Linked DNA regions of Homo sapiens: regions 1, 2, 3 and 4 are each linked to region 5. The links are chromatin contacts, found by Hi-C or POLR2A ChIA-PET in ENCODE. All regions are on one chromosome and are shown on one strand. The core of a region is the stretch at or near the end of the contact, and the rest is flanking DNA. Distances in the headings are between cores, read along the strand shown. Region 1 holds the start of TPM4 (tropomyosin 4). Region 2 holds the start of LYL1 (LYL1 basic helix-loop-helix family member). Region 3 holds the start of FARSA (phenylalanyl-tRNA synthetase subunit alpha). Region 4 holds the start of UCA1 (urothelial cancer associated 1). Region 5 holds the start of ADGRE5 (adhesion G protein-coupled receptor E5).

The links. Hi-C counts contacts between places; a loop is a spot of excess contacts on that map. ChIA-PET counts read pairs that join two places held with the same protein, here RNA polymerase II (POLR2A). Pooled maps may share reads with other maps.
Region 1: a pooled map shows a loop between it and region 5 (6-fold over the local background). The contact joins the promoter of TPM4 here to the promoter of ADGRE5 in region 5. A Hi-C loop is called at or near these places in 6 of 50 pooled maps. POLR2A ChIA-PET finds 5 or more read pairs at or near these places in 2 of 52 experiments (B cell and H1).
Region 2: a map of B cell shows a loop between it and region 5 (11-fold over the local background). The contact joins the promoter of LYL1 here to the promoter of ADGRE5 in region 5. A Hi-C loop is called at or near these places in 1 of 168 maps with a recorded cell type or tissue (B cell), 1 of 37 single-sample maps with no recorded cell type and 5 of 50 pooled maps.
Region 3: a loop to region 5 is called in a pooled map, with 2.5 times the contacts of the local background. The contact joins the promoter of FARSA here to the promoter of ADGRE5 in region 5. A Hi-C loop is called at or near these places in 2 of 50 pooled maps. POLR2A ChIA-PET finds 5 or more read pairs at or near these places in 3 of 52 experiments (AG04450, CD8-positive, alpha-beta memory T cell and naive thymus-derived CD4-positive, alpha-beta T cell).
Region 4: a pooled map shows a loop between it and region 5 (4-fold over the local background). The contact joins the promoter of UCA1 here to the promoter of ADGRE5 in region 5. A Hi-C loop is called at or near these places in 3 of 50 pooled maps. POLR2A ChIA-PET finds 5 or more read pairs at or near these places in 2 of 52 experiments (CD4-positive, alpha-beta T cell and activated CD4-positive, alpha-beta T cell).

Annotation. Positions count from the first base shown.
Region 1 is chr19:16,075,217-16,077,916 of GRCh38, reverse strand. It overlaps TPM4 (tropomyosin 4), which reads right to left and starts at 1,422. Exons shown (of 8, transcript NM_003290.3): 1 at 1,220-1,422. The coding sequence starts at 1,351. RefSeq lists enhancers at 351-1,080, 1,081-1,808, 1,809-2,538 and a silencer at 863-1,772.
Region 2 is chr19:13,101,596-13,104,295 of GRCh38, reverse strand. It overlaps LYL1 (LYL1 basic helix-loop-helix family member), which reads left to right and starts at 1,438. Exons shown (of 4, transcript NM_005583.5): 1 at 1,438-1,765. RefSeq lists a silencer at 1,056-1,665 and a cis regulatory region at 765-1,685.
Region 3 is chr19:12,932,291-12,934,990 of GRCh38, reverse strand. It overlaps FARSA (phenylalanyl-tRNA synthetase subunit alpha), which reads left to right and starts at 1,280. Exons shown (of 13, transcript NM_004461.3): 1 at 1,280-1,441. The coding sequence starts at 1,295. It overlaps FARSA-AS1 (FARSA antisense RNA 1), which reads right to left. Exons shown (of 3, transcript NR_149078.1): 2 at 1,954-2,021; 3 at 1,695-1,842. RefSeq lists a silencer at 1-45 and enhancers at 1,082-1,376, 1,098-1,597, 1,608-1,677.
Region 4 is chr19:15,827,677-15,830,376 of GRCh38, reverse strand. UCA1 (urothelial cancer associated 1) reads right to left here and starts at 1,430. Exons shown (of 3, transcript NR_015379.3): 1 at 1,039-1,430. LOC124900418 (collagen alpha-1(I) chain-like) reads right to left here and starts at 1,430. Exons shown (of 3, transcript XM_047439793.1): 1 at 1,039-1,430. RefSeq lists an enhancer at 987-2,186.
Region 5 is chr19:14,380,116-14,382,815 of GRCh38, reverse strand. It overlaps ADGRE5 (adhesion G protein-coupled receptor E5), which reads right to left and starts at 1,372. Exons shown (of 20, transcript NM_078481.4): 1 at 1,271-1,372. The coding sequence starts at 1,292. RefSeq lists a silencer at 1-23.

The DNA.
Region 1 (2,700 bases), core at 173-2,672, 1.7 Mb before region 5:
GGTGGCGGGCACCTGTAATCCCAGCTACTCGGGAGGCTGAAGCAGGAGAATCTCTTGAACTCGGGGGGTGGAGGTTGCAGCGAGCCGAGATCGCACCACTGCACTCCAGCCTGGGCGACAGAGTGAGACTGCCTCAAAAACAAAACAACAAAAAACAACAACACAATTGATTATTTACAAAGCGCCAGGCTCCACGCCTGAGATTTACTCCTGGGACCCTCCCTGCTACTCTGGGGGGTCGGGATTCTTATCAGTCCTACTCGCAGATGGGAAAAAAGCTCCTAGAGAGCAAATACCAAGTCATGAAGCCTGTGGGTGGCATGATATGGGACCAGAATCCAAATCTGTCCCCAGACCCTGGCGGTGCCACCATCTGTCCCGAGGGACAGCCAGGAGGATGATGCAGAGAGGATGGTGAAACTCCCTCCTTTTTCAGACCCATTGTTTATCTCGGGCCCTGCGACTCGCGGCGGAGGCGCACAGCAGGCGCTCAAACGATCGTGGGTTCAGGGCCCCGCGCCAGCGTTCCCGGGGCCTTCTGGAGAGAGGCAGGGTCCCGCCGCCCCGGTTCCCGCAGGAATCAGCTGGAGAAAGGCGGGCGGCTTGGGGCTGAACTTCCTCCACCCCCCATCCCCCCCGCCGCCTGGAGCAGACACGTCGCCGCCGCGCCCCTGGGAACGGTCAGGGAAGCAAGCAGAAGCCGGGAAGCCGCGAAAGAGGCGAGAAAGTGCGACCCCCTCCCCAGATCCCCGGTCCCCCGTCGAAATCCCTGTCGGCCGGTCAAACCCTAGACAATGGAAGCTCCACGTTTTCATCCTCATTCTCCCCCACAAGTCCGGTCGCGGGTTCCCCTCGGCCCGGGACCCCGGCGCCAGCCCCGGAGTCGGAGCCTGCACGATACGCCCCCTCCCGCCGCTCCACTTCTCCACCCGGAGATCGCTCACCCCCTCCGCCCCATCCCCCCATTTCCCGCTTGGCCGGCCCCGCCCGACCCGGAGGCGGCGCCCCCTCCCCTGTCCCAGGCCCAGGAAGGAGGACGGCGGAGGAAGTAGGGGGTCCTGGCTGCGGGCGCAGGGATGTGGGTCGGCGATCGGCGTCCGAGGGCGTAAAAAGGCGGCCCGAGGACTGCGCGCGGGCGGGCAGCGCGGGAAGCCGGGAAGAAAGGAGGGCGCGCGGGGGAGGAGGCTGCGGGTGCGGGGCCCGAGGCCGGGGCGCTCACTTTCTCGCGCCGCTCGCGCTCGCCGTCCAGCTCCCGCTGCAGGCCCTGCGCGCGGTCTTCCGCCTCGTCCGCCTGCTGCTGCAGGGCCTGGATCTTGCGTTTCACCGCCTCCAGGGAGTTGAGGCCGGCCATGGCGCGGAGGCGCAGAGGCGCACGGGCAGCGGCGGACGCTCGGCTGGGCTCGGCTCCGGCGAGAGCTGCACAGCCGCGCCCCGGCCCCCCAAGCCTTTGCCTGCGCGGGGGCCGCCCCCGCCTCTCCCCGCCCCCCGGGCCGGCTGCCGTCGGGGCGATGAGGTCACCCGGCCGGACCGCCGACGTCAGCACCGCTGGGGGAGGGCCTGACGTCGGCACCGCTGGCCACAGCTGCTGGAAAGTGCCCCTTTTCGGGACTTATTTGGAGAAAGCGCTGGGAGGCGCCGCCTTCTCCTCCTCCTCTTCCTCCTCCCCCTGCGGCTCTCCCCGCCTTCCCGGCCCCGGGGCTCCGGCCTGGCCCCGCCGCGGGCTCCCGCATCCCTGCACACGTACGTCGGAGGCCTTCTTCTCCGTGAGCTCCAGCTTCTCCTGCGCGTCCTTCAGGTCCTCGGAATATTTATCCAGCTCGTCCTCTGTCCCTTTTAGTTTCTTCTGGAGGTGCGTCAGCTCCTCCTCCACCTGGGGACGACAGAGCGAGGAACGGGTCAGCCTGGGGGGGGGGTCACGTCCCCGAGGTGCAGGGGCGGTCCCCCCCAATATTCACAAGAGTCCTCCGTCTCTCTCTGGGCATCAGTTTCCTTATCTGTAGAACAGGGGTTGCGATAGCATGCACCACGCCATCCATGCTACCTGATAGTGGGATTTTCACATCTTTCCCTCGTCCTGAGGACCAGCTGTTTTGGGCTTATTGGGGTCCCCAGTACTCTAGGGAGATCAATGGCAGCTTTTGGGAAACTGAAGACTCCAAATGTTTTCCAGAAATACACACATTCCAGTTTCAGAGGTGCAGCCTCACCATGATCTGGAGTTAAGCAATCTCATTCTCTGCGCGTGGATCCCTCCGCCCATCCCTGTCCCCAGCCTTTCTCCCTCTGGTTCTGACCCCAACACGGGGTCAGAGAAACTTTCTAACAAATACGCCTGCCCTCTTTCTGCCTAGAACCTGCTATGGCTCCCTATGGCCCAAGGCAGTGGTTCTTAGACTGTCTTACCAAAATACTCTGAAGGGCTGAAGGGCTCAGACCTAGTCCCTCATTTCTGGGCTTTGGGGAGCTTGGCTAGAAGAGACTCGCCCCTACAGGATCACTTTCTTTGAAGGCTCGGGTTAAATCTTTAAAATTTTTGCATATAGGCCATGTTCATTTTAATAAAAATGTCCCCTACTTTCCCTAAATTTTCAGTCCTCTGTTTATCCCAAGAGTCCTATCCTCCCATCACTCCTAGTTTGAGAAGCTCAGGCCTATGGATTACAAACCACAGACCCCATCACCTCTCTTTGTCACCCCCCA
Region 2 (2,700 bases), core at 189-2,688, 1.3 Mb after region 5:
GCTCCCTTCATCCCCATCTGTAATGAGGCTAATCTTAGGACCCTCCTTGTAGCGATATCAGAGTTAGCGCTTAATTTTTTTTTTTTTTTTTTTTTTTTTGAGGCAAGGTCTAGGTGTGTGGCCCAGGCTGGAGTGCAGTGGCGCAATATTGGCTCACTGCAGCCTCCACCTCCCAGGCTCACGCCATCCTCCCACCTCAGCCTCCAGAGTAGCAGGGACTACAGGCACGCACCACCACAACCAGCTAATTTTTGTATTTTTTGTAGAGATGGGGTTTTGCCATGTTTCCCAGGCTGGTCTCAAACTCATGAGCCCAAGCAATCCGCCAGCCTCAGCCTCCCAAAGTGCTGGGATGACAGGCATGAGCCACCAAGCCCGGCCTTTACTGCATAAAACTTTAGTTCCTGCTTCTTTGGAGGAAAGCAATGGAGGTGTTGATCGTGGGGTCCTGGGCTCCACCCCATTCCTGGGCGGGGGGGGGGGGGGGTTGGTAGTCCTGCTGCTGGGTGCCTGCCTGCCTGGGGGCTCTTGCAGTTGCCCAGATACACAGACGGGCCAAAGCATGAGTATCACAAGTGGGTGGCAGTCTGGTAGCTGCTGCTGCCTGGCTGTGCCCAGAGCCTCTCCCTGTGGGAGGCTCCAGTAGGGTCTTGAGGTTTACCACCAAGCCAGGATAACTGCCCCCCATGAAGGGGCCGGGTGCTGTGGGGTGAGGGCCATGGACCACCAAGTTGGAGTTATGTGATCCTGTAGCCAAGAGGCCTATAGTTGTGGGGACCTGTTGGGCATCTACTGGAAGGTCACACCAGCCCCAGCACCCTAGGAAATCCAACTTCCCCACCCCACCCCTGACAGCCATGGCTCTTCCTCTCACCCTCCTGGGCTTGGAAATGTGTGGATACTGTGCTGAGGGCTTGGGACACCTGCCCAGGCTGGACACCCAAGGCCAGACTGTTAGAACTGTTCCCCTTTGGGTGCCCCACTCCCGGGTAGGGGTGGTGGAGAGGAGGGAAGGGCCTCTGTAAAAAGAGGAACCAGGCTGGGTGAGGAGAGGAGGTGGGGGCCCAGGGTCACGCGGCCCCAACGGGCCGGAAAGGGCTCTCCCTCACCCCCATCAGCACAGACATTCGGGCAGGGAGTGTGCAAAGCCAAAGGGCAGACTCGGACATAAGAGGAGGCAGCTTCCCTGCCTCAGTTTACCCCCTGCGTGCATCCAGGCACCTCCCTCCCCGGCTGCCCTGGGGCCCGGGTCCCCAGAGGCCCGGGGTCCCTACAGTGGCTGGGGGAGCGGAAGGCGAAGCCCTGAGGGGTGGCGGACCGAGTCCTGCCAGCGCCGGCTGGGGGCGGGGCCGGGAGGCCCGCGCTGCTAGGTCCCCGCCCGCTGGTTTCCTCCGGGGTCAGCCAGGCTCCTTATCAGGCGCGGCCAGGCAGCCTGGCCCTTATCTGCACTGGGCCAGCATCCTCCGGCCGCTGCGCCGCCAGGGGTGAGAGGGAGGAAACCGGGCCGCCGGGGGCGGGGAGAAGGCGGGCCGGCCCGGGAGCCGCTCACTTTCCCTGGGGGGGACCTACGCGGAGACCTCGGCTATCCTGGCCTTCCGAGGCCCACGAGGAGGCGCGGCCCAACGCCGGGGCCTGGAGCATTGAGGCCGGACCCTCGCGAGACAGCAGAGCCTGGCCTGACGCTGGAAACCACACCCTGGCCCAGACTGCCAGCCCTGACGGGACAGAGCCAGGGCACTCACCAGGCTGCAAGAACAGTGCTGGGGTAAGAGGGGAGCGGGCCTAAAGGTGGAGGATCCCGGGCCTGGGACCCAGCCTGCATTCCTTTGTTCATTCCTTCATTCATTCATTCACCAGCAGGGACCCACTAGTGAGGGGCCAGGCCTGCTTCCCCAGGGCCTAGCTGAGGAAGACAGGGCAGAGGGGCCAACAGTCTCACACCTTGCTGGGACATCCTGGACTCTGGAACCAAGAGCAAACAGGGATGTCAAAACAGTATGCAAAACTGTGGATGATCGCGGGGCATTGTGGTGCATGCCTGTAATCCCAGCACTTTGGGAGGCTGAGGCAGGAGGATCACTTGAGCCCAGGAGTTCCAGACCACCCTGGACAACAGAGTGAGAACCTGCCTCTACAAAAAAAATTTTTTTTTTTAAATTAGCCGGGCATGGTGGCACATGCCTGTACTCTCAGCTACTCAGGAGGCTGAGACAGGAGGATGGCTCGAGCCCAGGAATTTGAGGCTGCAGTGCACTATGATTGCACCACTGCACTCCAGCCTGGACAACAGAGGGAGACCCTGTCTCTAAAAAAATAAACAAATTTTAAAAAGCGTGGATGCTGATGAGGATGGGGGCTTCCAAGCCAGAGGGAGGGTTGGGGCATGACTGGACTGGACTGGGCAGTGGGGTCAGTGTTTGGGGGTCTAGGGTCAGCATTTGAGGTCATAGTGTCAGTAGTGGGGTCACAGGGTTGCTATGGGGGATGTTTGCAGTGGGAGTGGGGGTCACTCAAGCAATTATGGAGCACTTTCAGGGACAGCAATGGGAAGAACCGCAGGGTCATTCTTGAGGTGCAGAGGGTCAGCCTGGGTGGGGGCTGGGGGCCTTCCGTGAAGGGTCAGAGTCCATCTTGGAGGGATTCCAAGCTCACATGGCATCAATGAGTTAATGAGGAGTCTCTGGGTTGGATCTTTAGATC
Region 3 (2,700 bases), core at 31-2,530, 1.4 Mb after region 5:
TAATTTTGTATTTTTAGTAGAGACGGGGTTTCTCCATGTTGGTCAGGCTGGTCTCAAACTCCCGACCTCAGGTGATCCACCCGCCTCGGCCTCCCAAAGTGCTGGGATTACAGAGGTGAGCCACTGTGCCCGGCCGAGTGCAAAATATTTTATTAGTCATCTTTTTTTTTGTAAGAGTCAGGGTCTGGCTGGCTGGGCGAGGTGGGTCATGCCTCTAATGCCAGCATTTTGGGAGACCGATGCAGGAGGATAACCTGAGCCTAGGAGTTTGAGACCAGCCTGGGCAACATGGCCAAAACCCATACTTAAAAAAAAAAAAAAAGCTGGGTGTGGTGGCGCGCACCTGCAGTTCCAGCTACTCAGGAGCCTAAGGTTGGAGGATCCTTAGAGCCTGGGAAGTCAAGGCTGCAGTAAGCCATAATTGCACCACTGCACTCCAGCATGGGTGACAGAGCAAGACCCTGTCTCAAAAAAGAAAGATGTTTTGCACTGTGTTTCTATAGGACAGTGCTAATCTAGGCCATGCAGTATTTGCACTGACGTTACTCTCAGCGCACAGGGGTGGGAGGATCTGGAAGGTTTATAATTTATGACTTCATTTCCACCAACTCTCTGTAGAACCTTGGGCAAGTCATACCACCCTCTGAGCCTCAGTTTTCTCACATGTGTAATGCGGTTATATCAGTATCTACATCATAAAGTTTTGGGGATAAATGAAATACTACACGTGAAGTACTCAGTTCTGGGCTAAGTACTACCACATACGAGGTAGTCCACACAGGTTAGGTGCCACCTTGACTTACTAGGTGAATTCCTTTTCCCTCTATAAAAAGGGACGGTACCTACCCAGCCTTCCTTTGAAATTTTAAAAGTAGCTGACATCGCCAAAATGACCATCTCTGGAGCCCACCACCCACCGCCTCTCCTAGGGCAAGAGAGAATACCAGAAGGGCAGAGGGTTCTGTAACCCAGAGACGGGGAAGTCCAAGGTCACACAGCCCGCTCGAAGTGAGGCTAGATAAAACTCAAAACAGGGCGGTGCTTCTGACCTTGAGATAATCAATTTTACCCCTCTGGTCAACCAGACGCCATTGATGGAGCCAGGGTGGAGGTGGGAACTGAGTCCCATGCACCTTTTGCGGCTCCGTCGCCACACTCAAGATGACGACACATTGAGCCCTGTTCTACAGTTAGACACATTCAAGATGGCGGTACACACTCCGGTTCCGGTTCCGGTGGCTCAGCTCCCCCCGCCCACCCGGGCCCGGACACGCTGAGCACACTGGAAGGAGTCATGGCGGATGGTCAGGTGGCGGAACTGCTGCTCCGGCGGCTGGAGGCGTCTGATGGCGGCCTGGACAGCGCCGAGTTGGCGGCTGAGCTGGGCATGGAGCACCAGGCGGTGGTGGGCGCCGTGAAGAGCCTTCAGGCGCTGGGCGAGGTGAGCCGGGCCCGTGATGCCGGACCGCCTTGCCCTTGCACCTACAGTCCCCTTGCCACGGGCGCTCTACGTCCAAGCCAAATTCCCTCAGGCCTAGTTTGGGGTAGCTGTATATGTGTCCACTCCGGGATGTGCGGGCGGGAAGTGGGACGAGTGAGGGCCCAGACGCACGGATGTTCCTCATGCAATAAACGTTTATTGAGGCACGGTCAGCGTGGGTAGAGGGTACGATGATGGACGAGGAAGTCGCGGTTGCTGCCCTCACGCAGGTTGCGACGTAATAGGAAGGTGCTTCAAGAACCAGAGTGATGGGGGAAAACAGGGGACCCAGCTGTGACAGCTGACCCAGCCTTGGGGGTCAGGGAGAGCGGCCTGGTGCAGGTGACGGCTGAGTCTGTTCTCTGTTGAGGAAAGTGATAGCACTTTAGAGATCAGTGGCCGGGATCTTGGGGGATGGCAGGCGGCAAGGGAGACCAGCATAGCTGTAATTGCAAAGCCTCTTAGGTCTTTACCTCATGAGGGAACTGGGAAGCGATAGCAGGAGCTAGAGCCGGTCAGATGAGTGTGCTATCCACATCACCTTTGGGAAGAATTGGCATGGACAGGACTGGAGGTGAAGGGATGAAAGAAGAAGCTGGCACTTCCCCAAGCTGGAGGGCATGATGTCTGGCTATGGGAAGGAAGCTTGGGGGAGGTGGGGAAGGCGTGGGATTCAGGACAAGGCAGGGGGCGCACAGATGAAGTCCAGCCTTCTGACTTGGGCAAGTGGACAGTGACAGAGTCACAGGCGTAGGATGCTGAGGGGCCCGTGGGCCACCCAGAAGGCTAGATCCATGGGGCCAGGATCTGGGCTGTTTATCCGTAGAGCTCATGTTCTGTGCCCCACTTTGGTCTCAGCTTGTTTGTCCAATCCATTCCATAATCCTGGCTGATGGCCATGTTATTCCCATTTTGCAGATGTGACAACTGATGGTCAGTAACATAATCAGTGTGAATAGAAGAGGCCGATGAGCCCAGATTTGAAATTAGGCACTCAGGCTGCAGAGCCCATAGTCCTCAATGCAGAGGAGAGATGGCAGCTGTGTTGTGTGGGGTGACAGTGCCTTGACCAATATGATCTGACATTTGTATACGTCACAGAGGGTTAAATAATATAAGGAGGTGAGGTTCAATCTAATGACAGTAATAGCCATAAAAATAATTATAGTAATTAGAATTTATGCCGGGTGCAGTGGTCACACCTGTAATCCCAGCACTTT
Region 4 (2,700 bases), core at 181-2,680, 1.4 Mb before region 5:
TATTTAGTGGGGTCTGATGAGAAAGAGCCCAGACGCTGACTGATTGGGAAAGGTCTGATAGAGAAAAAGGTATATGAACCTTTACTGTGCCCTCAGCTCCAGCCACCTCTCTATGAGGAAATTGTTGGGCAGGTGGGGGAGAGCTAGTCATGGAATGAAACTAAGCCTGACCAAGTTTGAGGAGGGGAGGTGATAGAAGAATTATAAGATGGGGGAGCGGAGGCTGAGGAAGAATTGGGACTTGATTCAGCCTGCCAAGGAGTGGCCTGGGGAGGGGGAGAGAGGTCAGAGGGGTCTGCAGAAAAGGGGGATTCAGGGGACTCTGAGGTTGGGGTAGAGACTGAAGGAACGGACGGGAGAGAAAGAAGAAAAATTTGGGATGAGTCACATTGGGAGCAGAGGCTTGGGAGGGAGCGAAGTGTAAAAAATGCCTGGACGCAAGGCACCTCAGACCATGTGCCCATTTTTTGACAAAAATGATCTAGGTCTTGTAGGATGGAGAAATCAAAAGTGCCGTTTTCTGGCCACTTGGAACCATTGTCAAGTTTATATTGCGGCCAAGCAGTATTGCAGAAGAAAATAAGACGTTTGAGTTTTATATCAGGTGTTAGTTTAAGAGAAGTTTTTAAGTACACAGGCTAAGGGGGAAGAGGGAGGAATGGAGGGCGGAAGATTGCCCAAAGTGAAGGAGGTAAGTTTAAAGAGAGAAGTAGAGACACGGAGAAGGGCGGGGGTGAGCAGCCAAAGCAGGCGTCCCCGCAAATGACTTGCCACCATGGGAATGTGGGTGAATGACCAAGGCAGGCATCCCCAAGGTGATCAGACACCAGTGGAATGTGGGTGAATAATTAGGCAGGCGTCCCCGCAGTGATTAGACACCAAGGGAAGACTGTCTTCCTGAGTCTGTGACCAGCGCCAGAGTTTTGGGTCCACGGATAAAATGTGTCTCCTTTGTCTCTACTAGAGAAGAAAAAGACTGGACAGGGAGATTGGAGGGTAGCGACAGAGGCTGGAGAAAAGAGTGAAGAGACCACTTACCCGATTTGAAATTGGTGAGATGTTCCTTGGGCTGGTCTGAGGACCCGAGGTCGCAGGTGGATCTCTTCACGGAATGAGGGCCAGGACAGGGGGCCGGTCTCACGAAGGAGTCCCCCTGGCCCAGATTTTGGCACCAAGTGTCAAGCATGTCCGTATAGAAGACCACCTAAACAGGCTTTGTGTGAGCAACAAGGCTGTTAATTCACTTGGGTGCAAGTGGGCTGAGTCTGAAAAGAGAGTCAGCGAAGGGAGATAGGAGAGGGGCAGCTTTATAGGGCTGGGGTAGGCTGTGGAAAGTTACAGTTAAAGGTGGTTATCTGTTGTCAGCAGAGGAGGGAGTCACAAGGTGCATGGTGGAGAGATGATGGGACTCATTGTCCAGAAGAATGTCACAGGGTCGATTGATCAGTTGGGGCAGGGCAGGAACACGTCATAATGGTGGAATGTCGTAAGGTGGGTTAATTAGTTAAGGCAGGAATTGGCTGTTTCACTTCCTTGTTTTTCAGCTGCTCCAGACTTCTTGGCTCCTGTAGGCCACCTGGACATATATGTGCAGGTCACAGGGGTTACAATGGCTGAGCTTCGGCTCAGAGGCCTGACAGTTCCCTTTTGGAAACGTTACAGGGTGATGTGACCTCAGCCCACCCTCTTATCTTTTCCTGGTCCTGGGTTTCAGAACTGCCTGGGGCTCATCTGAGATGCCCACAAGCTGCCGGGTCTCTTGGAGGGTCATGAATATCAGCTCCTGGGTCATTTCTTCCCAGAGGACAGCCTGAGATGTGCCTGTGGGGCCTCTCAGGGGAGCCGCCGGGTGCACCCCCTCCCCCTACCTCCCGGGAGGGAGGAGTCCCCTGGTATCTCCCTCCGTCATCTAAAAGGAAACCCCTTAGGACATTTAGCTTTTCTCACCCCAAGCCCAGTTTTCACTTCTTGGAAATACCTCTCTGGTCAGCCACTCAGATGCTGCTATTGAAGGGAAAAGACTGGAATGATCCCTGTCCTTTGAATCCTCTTAGCCTAGTGAAGGGAGAAAACTATGGCTAAGGACAGGAAAACCACCTTCACTGAGGTGACGCAAAAAGCTGAAACGCACACAATGCAGTGTCTTCTGGGAGGGTGGTCACTGAGTATATATGTGAGCAGCACAGGGTTTGGGGCATGTCTGAGGTTATATAGGATGACCTGATCTGACACTTGAGTCAGACTTGCCGGTATTCCAGTTTGCCCTACCCCTCCCTGGGTTTGTCACCTTGAAAATTTTTTTTTCACTTACTTACTTATAATAGAGTCAGGGTCTCACTACATTGCCTAGGCTGACCTCAAACTCCCGGGCTCAAGCGATCTTCCTGCCTCAAACTCCCAAAGTGCTGGGATTACAGGTGTGAGCCACTGCACCCAGCCTGAACCTCAGTTTTTAAAAAATTAAATATCAAATGGATTTTATTAGTAGAGTTTGATAGACAAGATAGAATATATCCAAGGAGGCAAGAAAGAGGTGTATTTCAGAAAAAAAAGAAAAAAGAAAAGAAATGTCTAGCCTTATATTTCATCCATTAATTTTTTTTTTTTTTGAGACAGAGTCTTGATCTGTTGCCCAGCCTGGAGTACAGTGGTGCCATCTCGGCTCACTGCAACCTCCGCCTCCCAGGTTCAAGTGATTCT
Region 5 (2,700 bases), core at 123-2,622:
ATCGCTTGAACCCAGGAGGCGGAGGTTGCAGTGAGCCGAGATTGCACCATTGCACTCCAGCCTGAGCGACAAGAGCGAGACTTTGTCTCAAAAAAAAAAAAAAAAATTTGTTTTTGGTAGAGACAACGTCTCGATGTGTTGCCCAGGCTAGTCTCCAGTCCCTGGGCTCAAGAGATCCACCTGCCTCGGCCTCTCAAAGTGCTGGGATTGCAGGTGTGAGCCACTGTGCCCAGCCAACACTTTTAAAATGCTGTTTACCTAATTCTTACTGTGAACCAGGAATAGTTTGTGTCCTAACTCACTCATCCCTTAAAACAATCTAAGACGGAGACGGGTTGTGCTCCATTTTATAGATGAGAAAAGTGAGGCGCAGAGGCTCTCTGACTTGGCCCTGGTGACACAGACAGCCAGGGCGTGGAACCCTTGGGAAGCCAGGTCTTGGCAACTGCCCCCAACAAGTGTGCCCCCAAGAAACCCAAGGTGGGCTCTTGTCTCTCACTCTCAAGCCAAGGCGGGGTGCTGAGCTGACACCTGCCACTTGGGGCTGGCCCAGGGAAGCTGTGTCCCTGTGGTCCAGGAAGTTCTGGTTTTTGCCCCAAATGTCATTTCTTCACTCTCTTTGTTGCCCCGTTGCTTAGGCAACGAGCTACCCTGATAACCGTTACAGTCACCTTGGGTGGGGCGGGAAAGGGAGTCCCAGGAAGTCACAACAAAAATCAAATTCAAACCCAGAACCAGGCAAAGTCCCTTCGATCCGCAGCTGAGCCCCAGCCAGGTCTGCGGGGAGCAAGAACTGGGGTCTCTGGGGGCTGCCCCTGCTGCTGAGACTGCGAGGGACAAATTGGGGGTACCTTGCAGTGGAGAAGTCCTGGCTTCTAGCTTCCCCACCCCCGCCCATGTCCTTCTATGCGTTATATTAAGCACAGCGGCTCTCAGGGTCCCAGCACTCACTTTTTGCCCCTTTCCTTCCCCCGTGCCTCAGTTTCCCCTCTTAGGGAGCAGATGCCAGACTGGCTCCAGTAGAAAGCTTGAGGATCCCTCCAGGCAGGGTAGCAGGCTCCAAGAGCACCCTGGAGTTCCTGCCGGGGTGTGGGGGTGCCCAAGCACCACCAGCCCCTCTCGCCGTGTGCCCGTGAGTGCCTGCTTGACCATGTGGCTTCCTCTATCGCAGGCCCCACAGACACCAGCGGCGCCTCCCGTTTCTCAGACGCAGCCAAGGGGTCCCGCTGGAGCTTCCTCGCCCCTCCCAGCGGGGCCCCAAAGTACTTACCGAGAAAGACGCGGCCTCCCATGGTTGGAGCTGCCGGCAGGAGCGGCAGGGGAAAGAGTGAGTGGGACAGGGCTGTCCCGTCTCCACAGGCTAGGCAGCTGTGCAGGCTGTCCCGAGGCCAGGACTTTATGAAGGAGGGGGGGCGGACAGCCGCTGGCCCAGGGCCCTCCCCGGAACTGGCGGTGCAGCTGGAAGCCAGCAGGAAAGTGCAATAAAAACACAGACCCAGGGGCGCTGCATACACACACACACACACACACACACACACACACACACACACGTGCACTCAGTAAGAATGAAGTGCAACCTGCTTTCAAAAACCCTCTGCTAGAGTTTCCACCATGTGGCTCTGACGAACCCTTTGGCCTCTGTGTTGGGGCTGGCTGCTCTGAGGGGAAGGTGTGGCAGCCGGGCGGGGCGGTCTTGCCTGGGGCCACTTGGCTCTTCCCTGGGCAGGCGCAAAGGGGTCTTGTCAGAAATAGCTCTGGACGCCCACGCTGGTGGGACTCGCCCTGTGCCCAGAGCTTTGGCATGCCAGAGTTGGCAGAGCCTGCGTCCCAGCTGGCAGAACGTTTCCCTGCCATTTTCCAGATGAGGAAACAGGTCGGGTGCAGAGGCTCGCACCTGTGATCTCAGCACTCTGGGAGGCCGAGGCAGGAGGATCGCTTGAGCTCAGGAGTTTGACACCAGCCTGGGCAACATGGCGAAACTCTTGTTTCTACAAAATAAATAAATAAATAATCCAGGCTGGTGGCAGACATCTGTAGTCCCAGCTACTACTACTCAGGAGGCTGAGGCGGGGAGAATCACCCGAGCTGGGGAGTTTGAGGCTGCAGTGAGCTATGATGGTGCCACTGCACTCCAGCTTGGGTGATAGAGTGAGATCCTGTGTCAAAAACAAAAAGAAAGAAAGAAAACTGAGGCATTACAGTGTCCACATAAAAGCCCAGGGAGGGAGAAGGGGCCCTCTTCCGATGCCAGGCAGGTGCCAAGAAGAGAAGCTTCACCGCACAGAGCAGACCTCCTGGATCTTTCTGATCTTTCTAAGCCAGTTTCCCCCTGTGGGAAACTTATATTTCAGAGGCCTCTTCGTTAATCAACAGAGAATCATGTGATAGGAGGGTTCTTTCCTTTCTGGATAAATCACATGATTAGCTTGTCTCTTGAGCTACCTCATAATTTTTTAAAACGCTATTTTTTGGCTGGGTGCGGTGGCTCACACCTGTAATCCCAGCACTTTGGGAGTCTGAGGTGGGTGGATCACCTGAGGTCGGGAGTTCGAGACTCAGCCTGACCAACATGGAGAAACCCTGTCTCTACTAAAAATACAAAATTAGCCGGGTGTGGCGGCACATGCCTGTAATCCCAGCTACTTGGGAGGCTGAGGCAGGAGGACTGATAGAACCCAGGAGGCGGAGGTTGTGGTGAGC